2 separate regions of the Mus musculus genome follow, and region 1 is linked to region 2. The links are chromatin loops, found by intact Hi-C in ENCODE. Cell type or tissue: left cerebral cortex. All regions are shown on one strand. Links, peaks and the distances in the headings refer to the core of each region. The heading gives the core; the rest is flanking DNA.

Region 1 (7,472 bases), core at 1,150-6,149, 290 kb before region 2:
TGTTCTTGCCATTGCATTGTGACCTCTCTCTCAGCTTGCTGCTTCAGCTCTCATGCCACCTGCTACCCTGACCCCCTGACCCCAGCCATGACATACCCTTATCCCTCTGGAACAATAATCCCAAATAAAGACTTCTGTAAGTTGTATCTGGTCATTATGGTTCATCACAGCAATAGAAAAGTAACTAAAACAGTCGCATACATATGTCAAAAACTAAAATGTATTTTTTTTTAAAATGTGGCACTGGAAATTAAACCTAGGGCCTCAGACATAGTAGGCAAGCTCTCTGCCCCTGAGGCCCACACCTTTTAAATTATACATTTTTGCCCAGCTGTGGTGACACATGCCTTTAATTCCAGCACTCAGGAGGCAGAATCTCTGAGTTTAGGGTCAGCTTTGTCTATATAGAGTTCCGGGAAAGCCAGAGCCACACCGGGAAACCCTGTCTCAGAAAAACAAAACCAGAAAGGATTACATACATATCACAATGGTATAAATGTTTGTTTCTAAAATTAAAAAGTGACAAAGGTGTGAGGCAGAAGAGCCAGCAGCCAATGCTGCTCCCAACACCCCCACCCCCGCCCCGCCTGGGGTAGATGAGGCTGCTCGAGAGGCAGCTGAGCCTGCAGTGAGTGAGCTAGACAGGCCCATGGCTCCAGACACTGGCCTAGCTGTGCCCTGCTGAGGTCTGTGTTGATGTTCATGACCCGTGTTACCACCGAAGGCTGTGCAGATGACCATGGTATGTGCTGCTGCCTGAAGTCACATTGATGTCTACAGGCTATGCTGTCATAAAGGTGAGGGTGGGGGTGGGGCAGAGACTGATCTGAGCAGCCTGCACTGCACCCAAGGTTATGGTGAAGACCGTGGTTGGAGCAACCTCGGAGGACCTTGTCTGGGTCCATGGTCCTACCATATGTACTCCTACGGATGTGAAGAGCAAAGAGGCTACTTTTGCTGTTATATCAATGATTGCAGATGCACAGTTGAGAAGGAGGGACGTGGAGGCTTCGGTGATGCCCCTACCCCTGTCCCACAGAGGTGTGGGAGGACAGGGACTCACCATAGAAGTCAGCTAGACCTGCTTTGTCTAGTTACCCACAGTAACTAGACAAAGGACCCGAACCAGCCATCCAGCAACACTTCCCGTACCCATATGTGAGCTTTTATGGTGTCTTGCCTTTATAAGCTGCTCCTGGGATGGACCCGAAAATAAGAGAGACACCTACGCCAATGTAAGAAACTTTCATTTTGAGTAGGAGTTGAATAAAGCTTAAGTTTCCCAGACCTCCCTGGGAACTAATATTCTGCTTGGCAGAGAGAGACGTGTACCTGGGAAACTGACGTCCTGTTGGCCAGCTAAGACATGAATGTTAGACAAGGCAATTCCCCCACTACAGTTGAATATCCCAACCAATGGGAACAGGATACACGTACAGCAAAGACACGTTCCCAAGGAAGTCCCCTGTCCCTACATCCTGATAGGTGAAATAACTGGGCACAGGTGTTTGTGGACTTCAAGGCTTAAAAGCATGGTAGGATCCTGGTTGTAGCCAGCTCCCGAATCTGTCCTGTGGCCGTGATCTATCAGTCCTGGAACAAATGCTCATCAAACTACCCTTGTCTGACTGAGATGGCTGTTTGTGTGGTTTCCAAGGCAACTCCTGGATCCCAACAATCAGGGTGCATGATGTAAAACTTCCAGAAAATCGAAGTGTCACACGGGGGAAAAGTCACAAAAATTCTCTCTTTCTCTCTCTCTCTCTCTCTCTCTCTCTCTCTCTCTCTCTCTCTCTCTCTCTCTCTCTCTCTTCCTCTCTCTCTCTCCTCACTCACTATTTCCCACTGACTGAAAAATATCACAAGGGAATGGAGGGATGGTTCAGTGTGTGGCATGCTTACTGCAGAAGCTTTGGCCCTGAGTGTTGGTCACTAGTGCTCATGTGAAAGCAGGCATGGCGGCAGGTACCTGTAGCTCCAGTGCTGGGCAGGAACAGGAGGATTCCGTGGGCCTGCTAGGCAGCCAGTCTAGCTGAAACAAGAGCTCTAGGTTCAGTGAGGGACCCTGTCGGAAAATAGGAGGTGAGGAGTGGTTGAGAAGGGTACATTGACTTCTGACCACCACATGCATATGTAAGGGCAAGCATACCCACACATGGATACACACACACACACACACACACACACACACACACACACAAGATCCAGAAGAACTAAAAGAAAACAAATTACACTAGCTCATGAAAATTCTTGAGACTACAGGTATATACCACTGCGCTGGGCTCTTTTGAACATTTTCAACGTAAATGAAGTGGGTTGATGAACCAGCAGGTGCAGCTGGGATTCAGGGTTTATAGTATACCATGGCCACATCCAGCTTATAGTGATAAAGACATGTTATTTTTTGAGATTTTTCCTTCCAGGCCATGGCTTCATTGCCTTTGTGCCAATGGAAGCATAGCATAGCACGTCAGGAGCCCATAGTAGAGGAAACTGCTCACCCCACGGCAGACAAGAGTGAGAAATAGGAAGAGTCCTGGCCCCAGCATCCCTCCAGGGCACGCTTCTAAGACTGGACTCACACAGAAGGCCCCACCTCCATAAGGGTTCTGCCACCTCTCTACAGCACTAGGAACTCGTGAGAGCAAGCTTTGAGCACATGGACCTTTGCAGGACATTCCAGATCCGAGCTGTGACACCCAGCAGCGACAAAGATGTCTTCACGTTGCTGCTGCTGTTACTGATGACATAAGCCACCTCTCCAACCTTTAGCTCCATCCTTTCCTCCATGTGCACACTAACTGACTCCAGTGCTACCCAACCTTTAGAAGACATAGACTTTCCCCCAGGCTTGGGGGAAACACTCTCATGATCGTTTGAATCAACAGCTGTGCATGGAGATAGGGCATGTAGCAGAGCCACTAAAAACCTCCCCAGTGTCTGCAGCCGCATAATGCCAGAGTTTTGAGAGCCTGCTGCAGGAGACTCCGGATACCCTCTCCCATGTGCACCGTGTGCTTCCCAGGAACACAGGCATCTATGTCCATATGTGATAATTACATTGCCTCATATTTTGCATTCATTTGGGGGGGATGGGGGATGTGAGGCTCCTCAAAGAGGCCAGCCGTGGCCCCACACCAACCTGGACATCAGCATCGGTTGGAATGATGGCTACACTTGCAGAAAGAAGCCACCTCTAAAATTCCTTAATTCAGGAGGCTGAGGATAGATTCTGGCTTACAGCTTTTTCAGGTTAAACCTCTCTCAGTTTACAGTTTCATCACAAATCCAGAATCAAACACCACCTTTAAATACTGGATTAAGTAATAATTACAGACTAAAATGGACCATGAAACACGTGACCATTGCTCTCCGTTCTGTCTGTCTCTCTTTTGAGATGGGGTCTCTCTGTGTAGTCAGTGCTGTCCTGGACTTCAATATGTTGATCAGATTGGCCTTGAACTCACAGAGATTCCCCTCGTTTGTCTCCCAAGTGCTAGGATTAAACAACCACCATGCCCAGCTCATTGTTCTCTTTGAGACTGAAGATTCAAGAAATCCTGGGTGGACCAGATGGCTCAGTGAGTTAAGGCTCTTGCCGTTAAAGTTGGGCATCCTGAGTTCAATCTCCAAAACCCACGTGGTGGGAGCAAGGACCATTCCTGTTAGTTATCCTCTGACCTCCATAGATACGTATTTTAAAAAAAGAAATCCTGTCATGGAATAAATATCCTGTCATGGAATAAATATAACAGAAGGGGGCGCTGTTGCTCCAAGTTCCCAAGCTGTTGGGGCCCTAACTTTTTTTTTTTTTTTTTTTTTTTTTTTTTGAATGAATGAACAATATGCTAGCTAAGAACATTTTGGAAGGCTTTTTCTTCTACCTGTCTAAGGATAAAAAGATAAATCTCTAGTACTAGGTACAGCCCAAGAACAAAGTGAAGGGAAGTACTGAGTGTGAACTGAATGAAGAGGTTCTGAACGGACGTTGAGCAGCCCTCACCCTAATGCTCACAGGCAATGGATTCTGACTTCAGAGTGGTTTTTTGTTGTTGTTGTTGTTGTTGAACTTTTACATGTGTACAATGAGGAATATTTGACGTGAGACTAAATTCACTTATATCTCATATATGCTTCATTTACTTAGTCCGAAAGCAATTTTAGGCACTATTTTAAATCACTTGTGAACAAGTCAAAATGTGGTGTTACGGAGTTTTTCCCTTGTGGCATTTGTCAGCAGTTAAAGAGCTGCAGATTTTGGAACACATGGAATTGAGATTTTCCCGATTAGGCATGCCCGCCCTGTGTCGGCCCTTTAATGACTTAGGAAGATTCTCAGTAGTATTTCTCTATTGGGAGAACACAGTGGTCTATAAAGGAAACTACAAAGCAAGATGCGATTTACTCTTCGCAGTTTTGACTTTAGTGGACTGTCAAGAGGCAAGAAACCAGACATGCAAAGGAGCGTTTTGGCAATTCCTGCTTCCAGCCCGGGCTCTCCAGCTGTGGCTGGTGCCATCCCGGGTTCTCCGGCTGTGGCTGGCGATGATCAGGGCTCTCCGGCTGTGGCTGGTGCCGGCCCAGGTTCTTTGGCTGTGGCTGGCGATGGCCTAGGCTCTCTGGCTCTGGCTGGTGATGTCCATCCCTCAGTTGACTTCATTTCTCTGGGCCTCAGTTTCCACTCATGCAAGACAAAGACTTGAATAAATTGTGATGTAGAACCCATCGTCTTAATGAGCTACACTGTCAATACTTGAGAGAATTAAATCTGTTGATGTACTTTGAGTATCGTTTTGTGGTTGTGAAATCCTCACATAATTAAAAGCCAGACCAAGCTGAAGAGAGCAGCTCCTGGAAATCTCACTCAGGCGCATCCTTCTTCTCAGACCACTCGCTTCCCCGGCTCCCCGGGTCCTCGCTTTTATTTCTTGCATTCTGTGTAAAGACACTAAGGAAATGCTTTTTGTAACTGCTGTGTGTGTCTCATCATGTCCGATTCTTTCTGACTCGTGTGGAGAGAGCTCTTCACTCTGCCTTACAGCTGCAGGACACAGATGGTTCCAATTTGAGAAAGGGAGCAAGCCAGAGGGGTCAAGAACACCACAGAAGACCTACAGAGCCAACTGACCTGGGTCCATGGGAGCTCACAGAGACTCAACCACCAACCAAAGAGCAGGAGAGGCTAAACCTAGACCCACTACCCACTTGTAGCAAATGCACAACCTGGTCTTCACCCGGTCCCCTAACAATCGGAGTGTGGACTGTGTCTGACTCCATTGCCTGCCATTTGGGTCCCCTTTCCTACCTAGACTGCCTGGTTGGGCCTCAGTGGGAGAGAAGGTTTCTAGTCCTGCTGGGACTGGGTGTCCTAGGGTGAAGTGGTACCCAAGGGGGGCTTCCCCTTCTCTGCAGAAGAGGGGATAATAGGGGGAGAGACTTGTAGTGGTGGGACTGGGAGGAGAGGAGGGAGAGGGGCTGTGATGAAGATGTAAAGTAAATAAATAAATACATTATTGGAAGAAAGAGAGTGTAGCTTCTGGGCTGTTTTTTTTTTTTCCCTTCTCTTTTCTCTAGCATAGGGCAAGAGTAAAATGCATTCAGTAGAAACCGCACTTCGACTTTCGTTCTTTTCCTAGACTGGTGATCTGTGATCAGTCCTCTCTCCTGATGCTGGACTGTACGCTCACCCCATCAGCCACATAATTCCTAGGGGAGACAATCAGCTTCTGGTGGGTCCTGTAGCTAGCTACACTGGGGTGTTTTAGTACACTAGGTACATTCCACAGCCTTCCCACTTAAAACAGTTCCAACTTACAATGGGATAGCAGAACATAACCCCATCACAAATAGAGCAGCAACTGTCTCCCCATTCACAGTCTTACAAATGGACATTTGGTTTGCCCAGTTCACCCTCACACACAATGGAGCCCAGAATAACCCATCCAAGTGGCACTTTGTACTGGTGTGGATGAGGGAGAATTCTTAGAAGTGAGATTGCTAGGTCAAAAGCTAACGTAGAGGCCAAGGAGGTGGGTCAGTAGGTAAAGTTCTTGCTAGGCTAATTCAAGGCCCAATTAGGATCCCTTGAAACCACATCAAAACAGAGCAGCAGTGGCAGCTGCCTGTAAGCCCAGAAAAGACAAAGAAAGGGGATCCCTGTGGCAAGCTGGTTCGACTAGTTGATTTTGAGAACGTTGCTTCTGTTGAGAAACTGTGCCTCAATAAATAAAGTGCAGAGTAACCAAAGAAAACACCCAACATCAACTTTTAGGCCTCTATACTCAAGTCCACATGTGTACCTCTCCCGGGTATGCATGCACTCACACCACAGGCTAAGGAAGGGATAAGTAAGTACCACTGCCACTACTGACGACGAAAAACTTGGCCTCAAAGTGAGTCACAAAGCACATCTCGCCCTTATTCCTGACACTTCTCAGAAAGGCCTTCATTTCTTGGCTGACAACAGTTAGCACCTACTGGGTAAGTGGTAAGACAAGATGACCTAGCACTGTTAACAGGATGTGTAACATGGGTGGATCACTTAGCAGCCAAAGATACCCGGTAAATGTTTTTTCTTACCTCCAAAATTATACTTTAGATGTTTGTAGATCCAAATGTCTTCTGGGTCAATCAGTAGCAGAAGGTTTCCTCTACAGCTCGTTAGACCACTAAAAGCAAAGAGCGTTTGCTCTCCACTTCTGCAGTGGCTCCACAAACCACCAGGACCTGAACCTTCAGGTGACTGTGCTCTGGGTCAGCTCACCGAGCCCTGGCATGAGTCACCAGCTGACAAGCACTGGGGGAGTGGGATGCAGAAGGGAGAGGTGTCCTCCTGAGGATGGGACCATTGCTCAAATTGTGCAGTTGTGGAAACTCTGGCCTCGCTTTAGAGTAATGGCATTTAACTGATGTTTAGTTATAGATCTTTCTTTGCTAAAGGAGGATCAAGCCTTTGACTAGAGCAAACCTTGTCATGAAGGCGTCCCCTAAAGACATTTAGACTATCTCCTGAGTGTCTGTGCATCACCACCTACTGGTTAATCTTCTCATCTGGCTATTCTACTTCATCTGGCTGGCTGCCAGTGCTGTGCTGTGTCTTCTAGCTATCTGTCTCTGAGATACATGTGTGCACCTGCATGCTTGCCTGTATAAGAAACATGCCTCACAGAAACTGCATATAGAACTCACAAGTAGACCAAGGATGCATGAGGTGCCTGTGATGGCTAATCCTGGTTGTCAACTTGACTAAGTCTGGAATCAACGGAAACCAAGATTCGGGGAAACCAAGAATCGGGGAACACCTGTCTTGATCGGATACTTTGAGGTGGGAAGACCCAAGCTAAATCTGGTCTGCACCTTCTGGTAGCAGCCCACATAAATGAAGAGAAGTTTTGCTGCTGGCCCTCACTTTTTATGTCAAGGTCACCTACCCCGCTGCTAAGGCATTCCTTTCCTGATACTAGTGCCTACTT
Region 2 (7,472 bases), core at 1,228-6,227:
TGTGCAGAGAGTGAGAGACTTTGAAGCACTCTATTCGAACTGGGATTTCTTTGTCATGCTCCTCCCCTCAAGGCTCAGGGATCTATGGGTAAGATTAGGTAGAAAGATTGTAAGACAGAGCAGGGCTGATGCCCGTATGAACTCATAGAGACTGTGGAAGCAAGCACCGGGCCTGAACAGGTGCAAACCAGACAAAAATCCCAGCACCAAGAAAGGGAAGTGGCACAAAGTCCCACCTCTCAACCAAGAAGCTATGTGCAACTGTGATACCAGCTGGGATGAGGAGAATCAGCCTCACACACACATACGAATGCCTCCAGGGTAGGCCCTATGCCTAGTACGCGCGCGCGCGCGCGCTCACACACACACACACACACACACACACACACACACACACACAGAGAGAGAGAGAGAGAGACAGAGAGAGAGAGAGACAGAGACAGAGAGACAGAGAGACAGAGACAGAGACAGAGAGACAGAGACAGAGAAGAGAGAGAGAGAGATCCATGATTTTTGTGTGCCTTTTTTGTTTGTCTGGTTTGCCTTAGTATTCTTTGTTTTGTTTTTGACAGAATGAACATCAAGTTGGATGCATAAAGAGAAGTATCTGGGAGGAGTTGGGGCTAGGGAAAAGCATATGAAAAAATATATTGTATACGTAATTTTAAAAAGAAACATTAAAATAAAGAATGAATATATACGATATATCCAGAGCGGAGGGAGGGGCACATGGCAATTTGGACTGTGTAGGAGTTCGTATGTGCATCAGCCCTGTTGTGTCTCAAAAACAGAAGAAGGGAATGGACTGGGCCCACTTGGGGATGGAGCCAACAAGACTACTCTGGGATGATTTCTAGGGTTCTTCTTATTTTTAATATCTCTCTCTCTCTCTCTCCCTCTCTCTCTCTCTCTCTGTTTGTATGTTTGTGTGTGTGTGTGAGTGTGGCGTCCGTATGTGTGTGTTGAGATCATCAGATGACCTGCTGTTGGTCTTTGCTTTGCACCATGTTTGAGACAAGGCTTCTTCTTCATGTTGCCCACACAAAGCTAGCTGACCAGTGAGCTTCCAGGGAATCTCCCATCTTGAAGTGGGGGCATCTGGGATTGCACCTTTGTCTCATCTGGCTTTAAGCGGATTCTGAATCTGAATTCAGATCCTCACACGTGATCAGCAAGTGCTTTGTATACTGAGCCATCTCCTTAGCTGGTTTATTTAGTTAGTTATAATAATTATATCCAAACTATTAAGGAGACTGTTGTAGGTGTGGGGGAAGGAAACGTTTGGCTGACTAGAAAAGCCCCTCTAAGGACAAATTAGGTGTTGGTATGCTATATTCTTCTGGAACATGAGCAAGGACAATGAAAACCAAATCACAGAAAGAATTCAATGCTAAAGTTTTTCAAAGTGTACAAATCGTAGGTCCTTTGATGCTGCTATGTGAGTGTGAGTGACCAACTCATCAAAAATAGGTTATTTGGTGAGAATTTGCTAAGAGAATTTGCCTTTAAGACCCTATCTATCCTGCTCCGGTTTTTGCAGGGATGAGCATCATGTAAGAGAAAAACGTAATGGCCTCAAACTATTAAAAGCCAGACTGAACTGGCTGTCAGCATCCCTAGAGTCTCTCCATTGCTGTCTTTCTTACTGCCCCTCCAGGAATTCTTGTTCTCATCCATTAAGGACTGCCACTGGCTCCAAGCAACAGAGCCCATAGGCAAAGTGATGGGACCACAGGGTGAGAAACATGCCCCACGCGTGGAGCAGGGGAAGACCTCCAGACCATCCAGCACCACCCGGCTGTCCCGCACGCGCGGGAAGAGCCTCGCTGGGCCTTTGCCTCCAGCCACTCGCGCCCACGAACTCCCACGCTTAGACCCCACCCCCACTCCCAAGTTAAAAGTCAGGCTTTTTTTTTTTTTTTTTTTTTTCCAAACGCAAAAGAACTTTGTAGTCTCCCTAGTGTTTCCTACTTTTGTTTCTGAACTCGGCTCCCCGCCCCCGCCCCGCTCCGATCCCAGGCTGGTTTTCGGCTGCCCCAGCTCCCGGGTTCTAGCTCTGCACTCGCTTTAACCCTTCAAGGGGCGAGGGTCGCTGCGCAGCCCAGAGAGGCAGCGAAGAGACCCCGGGCAGCCCGAGTTCCAGACGCCCACCGGAGCTGTGACCTGCGGGTCCCGGACACAGGCCGGGGTCCGGAGCACGCGGTCGCCCGGGGTACGGGGTGCTGAGCTGGGGAGAGGAGCTGTGGGGCGAGGCGAGACGCAGGGCACAAGCAGGCGACGGCGGCTGCACGCGGGGACCCGGGCGCGGGACGGGGTGGTGCGGGCAAAGCTTGGATCTAAGGTGCGGGCTTCGCTCGGGTCCTCGGACAGGGCGCGGGTCGGAGCAGCACTTACCTGCGGCGGCAGGGTCTGGAAGCCGCGGATCGGCGACATCAGAGGGCCGGGGCCTGCCGGTCCTACCGTACTCTGCCCTGCAATGCTCTGGCCGCCGGGGGCCAGACGCACTTCCTCAATCCTGCGGCCGCCTGGCGGGCGGAGAGGGCGGGTGGCGCGGAAGCAGGGCTGTGCCAGAGGGTCGGCCGCCCCGACCTCCCCTGGATGGCCTGCCTCGGTTTCCCTAGCTGCAAGATGTCGGTGACCAAGCTCACTGCTCTTGTGCCTCGGTAGACGCTTGGGTCTTGAAACTTTGTGGACTCCTCTCCAAATTTGAATGCTTTGCTGCCTTCCCTGCGGACAGGCACAGTGACAAGGTTGTGCCTTTCCTACCCTGCTCGAGTAACAGATTAATTTTTATCCTGTTTGCTGGCCATATACTGTGACTGTAAATATTAAGAGAGCGAGAATATTAATGTGTGTGCAGGTCTTTATGGAGCGGTGCAGAAACTACATTTTAAAAGTTGATGTTTTGTAAACTGCGCTTTTTCACCACACGAGTTCGCTAACTTAAATTATGGACGTTTGCAAAGATATTACTAGCTGATGAATATTTTTCGATTTTCGAACTCCGGAGTAGCTGGGATTACAGGAGCATGCCACCCTGACTGGCTGCTTGTGGCGATGAGGTGGAATGTTGTCAGTTGATTCCACTGAAGTTAATAACCAAACGCGGCTATACACTCAGCAGGCAAGCTTCGGATTCCGCTCGTTTTCCCCGAGAAAAGATAATCCTTGGTAGAAAATCAGTACTGGACCGAAGTGCTTCTTACTGGTAAGAATGAATATTCCTGAGACCAAGTGCAAAGAACATTGACAGACCGCCTCACTGGCAGCTCACAGAATTTGAGAAGCCGTGGGCCGCCTGAGATATTTTGGGAACACCTCAAGTGTTTGTTTAGAGTTGGAGTTTGTATCCCTAGTTGGCAAGGCCACAACCTCGCAGCTCTTCTACGTTCGCTCTTCTTTTCCTCCATCGAACACTGTTACAAAAATGTAGGTGGGGTTCTGCAATCCTGTCCTCACCACCGAGGTCCTCAGACCAATTAGCAAGGCCAGCAACATGACTGCTATGGAAAAGTCCCTAATAATTTGCAAGGCATGGCGTCAGCAGTTTGAATGAGCCTGGCTTGGTGGCGCCTTCAGGGCATACATACATCACTGCCACCTAGCGTTACTAAAAGGAAGTCCATGTCTAGAGCCAGGACCAACACACACTAAGAGGACTTGTGTTGCCTATGCTTAAGTGGCAAGAAATTTTCCACTTTAAACAATCTTAGAAATAGGTTAAGAAAAGTGCCCAATTTAAAACAAACAAACGAGCAAACAAAGGTCTGGAATATTCGACACATATATGAGCTTTTTTTGAGATGGCCATATCACAGTATTCAACTGTACCCAGTAGGTGTGTTTTAATCACAAGTTTGCAAAGGAGACAATTACAGAATAGCTAAAATTCCTTCTCACTTCTTTTTCATTCCTGCAGACCCATGTTTTTCTTGGGTTTGCTCACATCCCACCCTGACTTTCAGTCTGAGGTTGGAATTACCCTGTCTACAAAGGGGTCCTCTGATAGACAGTGGTCAGAGGTAGATCAGCCACCCACCTCCCTGAATGAGCATGACACTGCGGAGGCTAACTGTTCCTTTTGTCTTCTGACACTCGATTTTATTCAGCCAAATGCTCACTTTTGTTTGATGTCTCCCCCCCCCACACACACACACAATAATTTAAAGACCCTCTTCCGGTCTCCACCTACAATCACAGTTGGCTACAAGGATTCTAGTAGGCATTAGAAAGTAGGCACCCACCAAGAGCTGAAACTAGAACATCCCATAATGTCTTCTTTGAGAGAATGTGTCCAAGTGCATGCATATAATTGCACCTGCACACACTTATACACACATACTCACACATGTCTCTAGAGTGGTTCTGTTCAGGCAGGCGTGCTCTAATTAATCAGACAATAGGAGGTGTCATTTTAATATCATCCTATGCTCACATTTGGATCAGATATGAAGTGCTCATAAATATAGCAACACAAGCAGAGGGGCTTACTGAGAAAGCTCTGGTGCAACCTCCAGCACCATATTTTAAGGGGGTGATGTTTTCACATGTGTCAGAGGCCTGGTCTTGCAATGCTGAGTTCACAGTTTGATCGTTCCAGGCCTACACAAGGTTTCTGCTGCAACATCAATGTCAGGTCATAACCGGGTAACTGATGTCTCTTGGCAATTAGAAGCCTTAAGAACTTCAGCTAAGTCAAGTCTAGACCCTTAGATCATCATAGACAAAGTCACAAAAGTAGACACATGGCCACTATTTGGGGACAGGATTTTTTTCCCCAAATCCTCATTTTCTGCACTTGCCATTGTTGCCTTGTGATTAAAAGGAACTTAGGCAGCATAGAAGGCACCTTACACTTTGCCTGTGAGCCACGGAGCTCTTCACCATGCAAGACTGTAGAAATGGCCGTTACCATCAAGAAGAGCCCTGTGCGTGCCCGACTGGAGGCGTGTGATTTCATTTTCCCATTGTCTTATCAAAAGCCACATCGCACAGAAGTCTCAGAAAGAGAAGGGCCTGCCACAGAATTCAAATGGGGTTAGTCCTCCAATGAAAAACAATCAATGTTTCTCTGTGTCCAACTTTATTTTTTCATTGCTGAACACACAATCTGAACTTAAGATCAAAATCCCCAATCCAATTGATTTAAAAACCATACCACAGGGGTAAACCTTAAAAGAAGTGAGATCTAACATTATATAGATTTTCATTTCTAAGTACAGTATATTACAGAAGGTTAAATACACTACCTCCGTGTACTTACAGCTATAAAAAGATACATTAATGATACCAATTATAAATAATGTAACATTTCATATTAAAGGCATTATTGTACAATGGAAGAATAGCAACCCTCTAGTGTACTATGGTGAAGGGTAGTGCCTAGAGTTATTGAGATACCCAAAATTCAGTGTCCGAAGCCAAATCCTGACTTAACTAGTTATGGTAGTATAAGTGTTGAGGGAGGAAAGAAGGTGGATGGAATATTGCTTGTCTCCGACAGGGCTGAGAGCCCCGATTCACGCCCCACATTCTCTACCTCACACTGGTTCAGATAGAAGACTTAATTCTCACGCTTGCTCAGCCCAACTTTATCCTCAAATGTAAGCCTCACATCTAATTAGGCAGGTGCATGTTTACTGACAGTGAAAGTTACCCAAACAGCAGTCAACCCAAAGAGTGTGGTTCTACCCTTAAAGCTTTATGGGGATCGTTTTAGTTTTCCAAGTTCAAACATGAAATTGCGCATCATATGCATACATCAAAGAGGAAAGGAAAACATGTTTTAACATGACTGAGGTACCCAGGTCACTTGGTGGTCCCTTGTGGGATCCAGGTGTTACTTGTTAGCCAATCATAAATGAAAGCCCAGACGGGATTTTGAAGACTACAGAACTATGCAGTGGCAGCTATTTCTTGCTGGCATGAACTTCACTAATCTAAAACAGGTAATGGAGCTGGAGAAGAGAAAAAGGAAGTGGGCGTGCCCGTTATTGAATGTGGTAGAAACGGGTATTTGAAAAAGTGAATGGTGGCTCTGAGGGTCAAATGTGAGGCTCCATTGCCCAGGGTTTGCTCTGCCATGGTAGTTCTAACATGAGCCCTCAGTGGCAAAGGTGACACGTTGTCTGCCTTAGATGGGCCTATGTCGTGGAAGACCATCTCATAACTATAGGGCAAACTCTTTGGGATGTTGATTTGGTCATTCCAAAGTCAGGATTGTTTTCAAGGTGAACCCCATGGTCAGTGCCCATATGCAGCCCTTAGGACCCGCACCCCTGCACACCAAAGGCTTCTGGGGCCTTTCCATGGCAGCTTCGCTAAGCTCCCCACACTGGGTCCCTGAAATTGTCCCTTCACCTCAACACTAATCCTTTGTTGTGAATAATCCCACTTTCCCCCTCAGAACAAGGAGGGACTTGTGTGCACAGATGACCCCAAAGAGACCCCAAAGACCAGATTTGCTCACAGAACATTTAGTGAGCTCATTCTATATTCCTCCTGGGGTCAAAAAGCATTTAAATTAACCGTGGGACACTCCAGTGACTACTGTCTCATAGTTAAGAGCACTGGCTGTCTTTGCGGTGTCCTGCACTTAGTCTAAAGGCAAAGTCAGAGCTGGGTAAGAGTTCCTCTCCAGGCAGCCCTCCAGTTTCCCATATCCTATCCGTCTGCCCACAGTTTGGTCCATAAAGCATGCGTGTGAGTGAGAGGAAAGTCAAAACCATTGAACTCCAGTAGATCGGGTGTCCAGAAGAGAGGGTCCTGGGAAGCTGAGCACTGTCATCCTGCTTTCTGCTCGTGGCAGGCTGGAGTTGCCACGGTCAGCTGTCCAGCTTTTGAGGAAGAAGCCGGCCTGTTCCTCAGGGGTTCTTCTCCTCGAGTTTGATGGTGACAGTTTTCACTTCTGTATATTCAGCCAGAGCATATTCTCCTCTGTGATGACAGAAAAGGGGGGACAGTTCACACTGTCAGTTCACAGTCCTGGGGAACCTCCTCTAAAGCATGAACATCCTGTGCGGCAGCTTGAGCGTTGGGGTTCGTGTTACAGGGCAGCGTGGTGCCTGGACTTAGTAAAGGCAGTAGGCTCTACGATGTACTAGATAAGTGTCAGGAACTGGAAATGCGCGTTTAAATGCTAAGTTCCTGCGTGTGATGCTTTTGGTGAGGGTAAAAGAACTGAGGGTTTGCTTTTGGACAATGAGAGAAGAAAGCAAAAGAACACAAGTTTTCTGTGTCATGGGGGGTAGCTACGTGGCCTGTGCACTGAACGGGGTGTTGGAGGCAGGGGATCTGGGGAGTGAGAATCGCACCGACTATGGAAGTGTCAAGTGGTGATTTGTTACTCTTTGACGAGGCATAAAAGGTGATGTCCAAGCTTGAGGAGGTGGCCAGGGGACCACAGGGACATCTGGCTCTGACAGGAACAGCTGCAAGAGGAGCTGGGTCAGAATGCAGGGGAAAGGGAGCAG

Evidence for each region. A loop is a pair of places that touch in the nucleus more often than their neighbours do. Peaks named below come from ENCODE experiments on the same cell type or tissue, not always from the same donor. Only the 100,000 strongest peaks of a DNase experiment are listed, where the experiment ranks them.
Region 1: it touches region 2 in a loop (5-fold over the local background); 24 of 42 quality-filtered maps call a loop at or near these places.

Annotation. Positions count from the first base shown.
Region 1 is chr7:66,098,308-66,105,779 of GRCm38, forward strand. No RefSeq gene overlaps it. Among named protein-coding and RNA genes, the nearest start is that of Chsy1, 7.4 kb to the right of the region's middle. In left cerebral cortex, for the core only: a CTCF peak has its summit at 3,748 (motif pointing right); a DNase peak (open chromatin) is centred at 3,724.
Region 2 is chr7:66,385,826-66,393,297 of GRCm38, forward strand. It overlaps Lrrk1 (leucine-rich repeat kinase 1), which reads right to left and starts at 2,516. Exons shown (of 34, transcript NM_146191.3): 1 at 2,395-2,516. It overlaps Aldh1a3 (aldehyde dehydrogenase family 1, subfamily A3), which reads right to left. Exons shown (of 13, transcript NM_053080.3): 13 at 5,067-6,936. The coding sequence ends at 6,864. In left cerebral cortex, for the core only: CTCF peaks have their summits at 2,539 and 3,596; a DNase peak (open chromatin) is centred at 3,576; H3K4me3 peaks cover 1,984 bases; H3K27ac peaks cover 1,432 bases.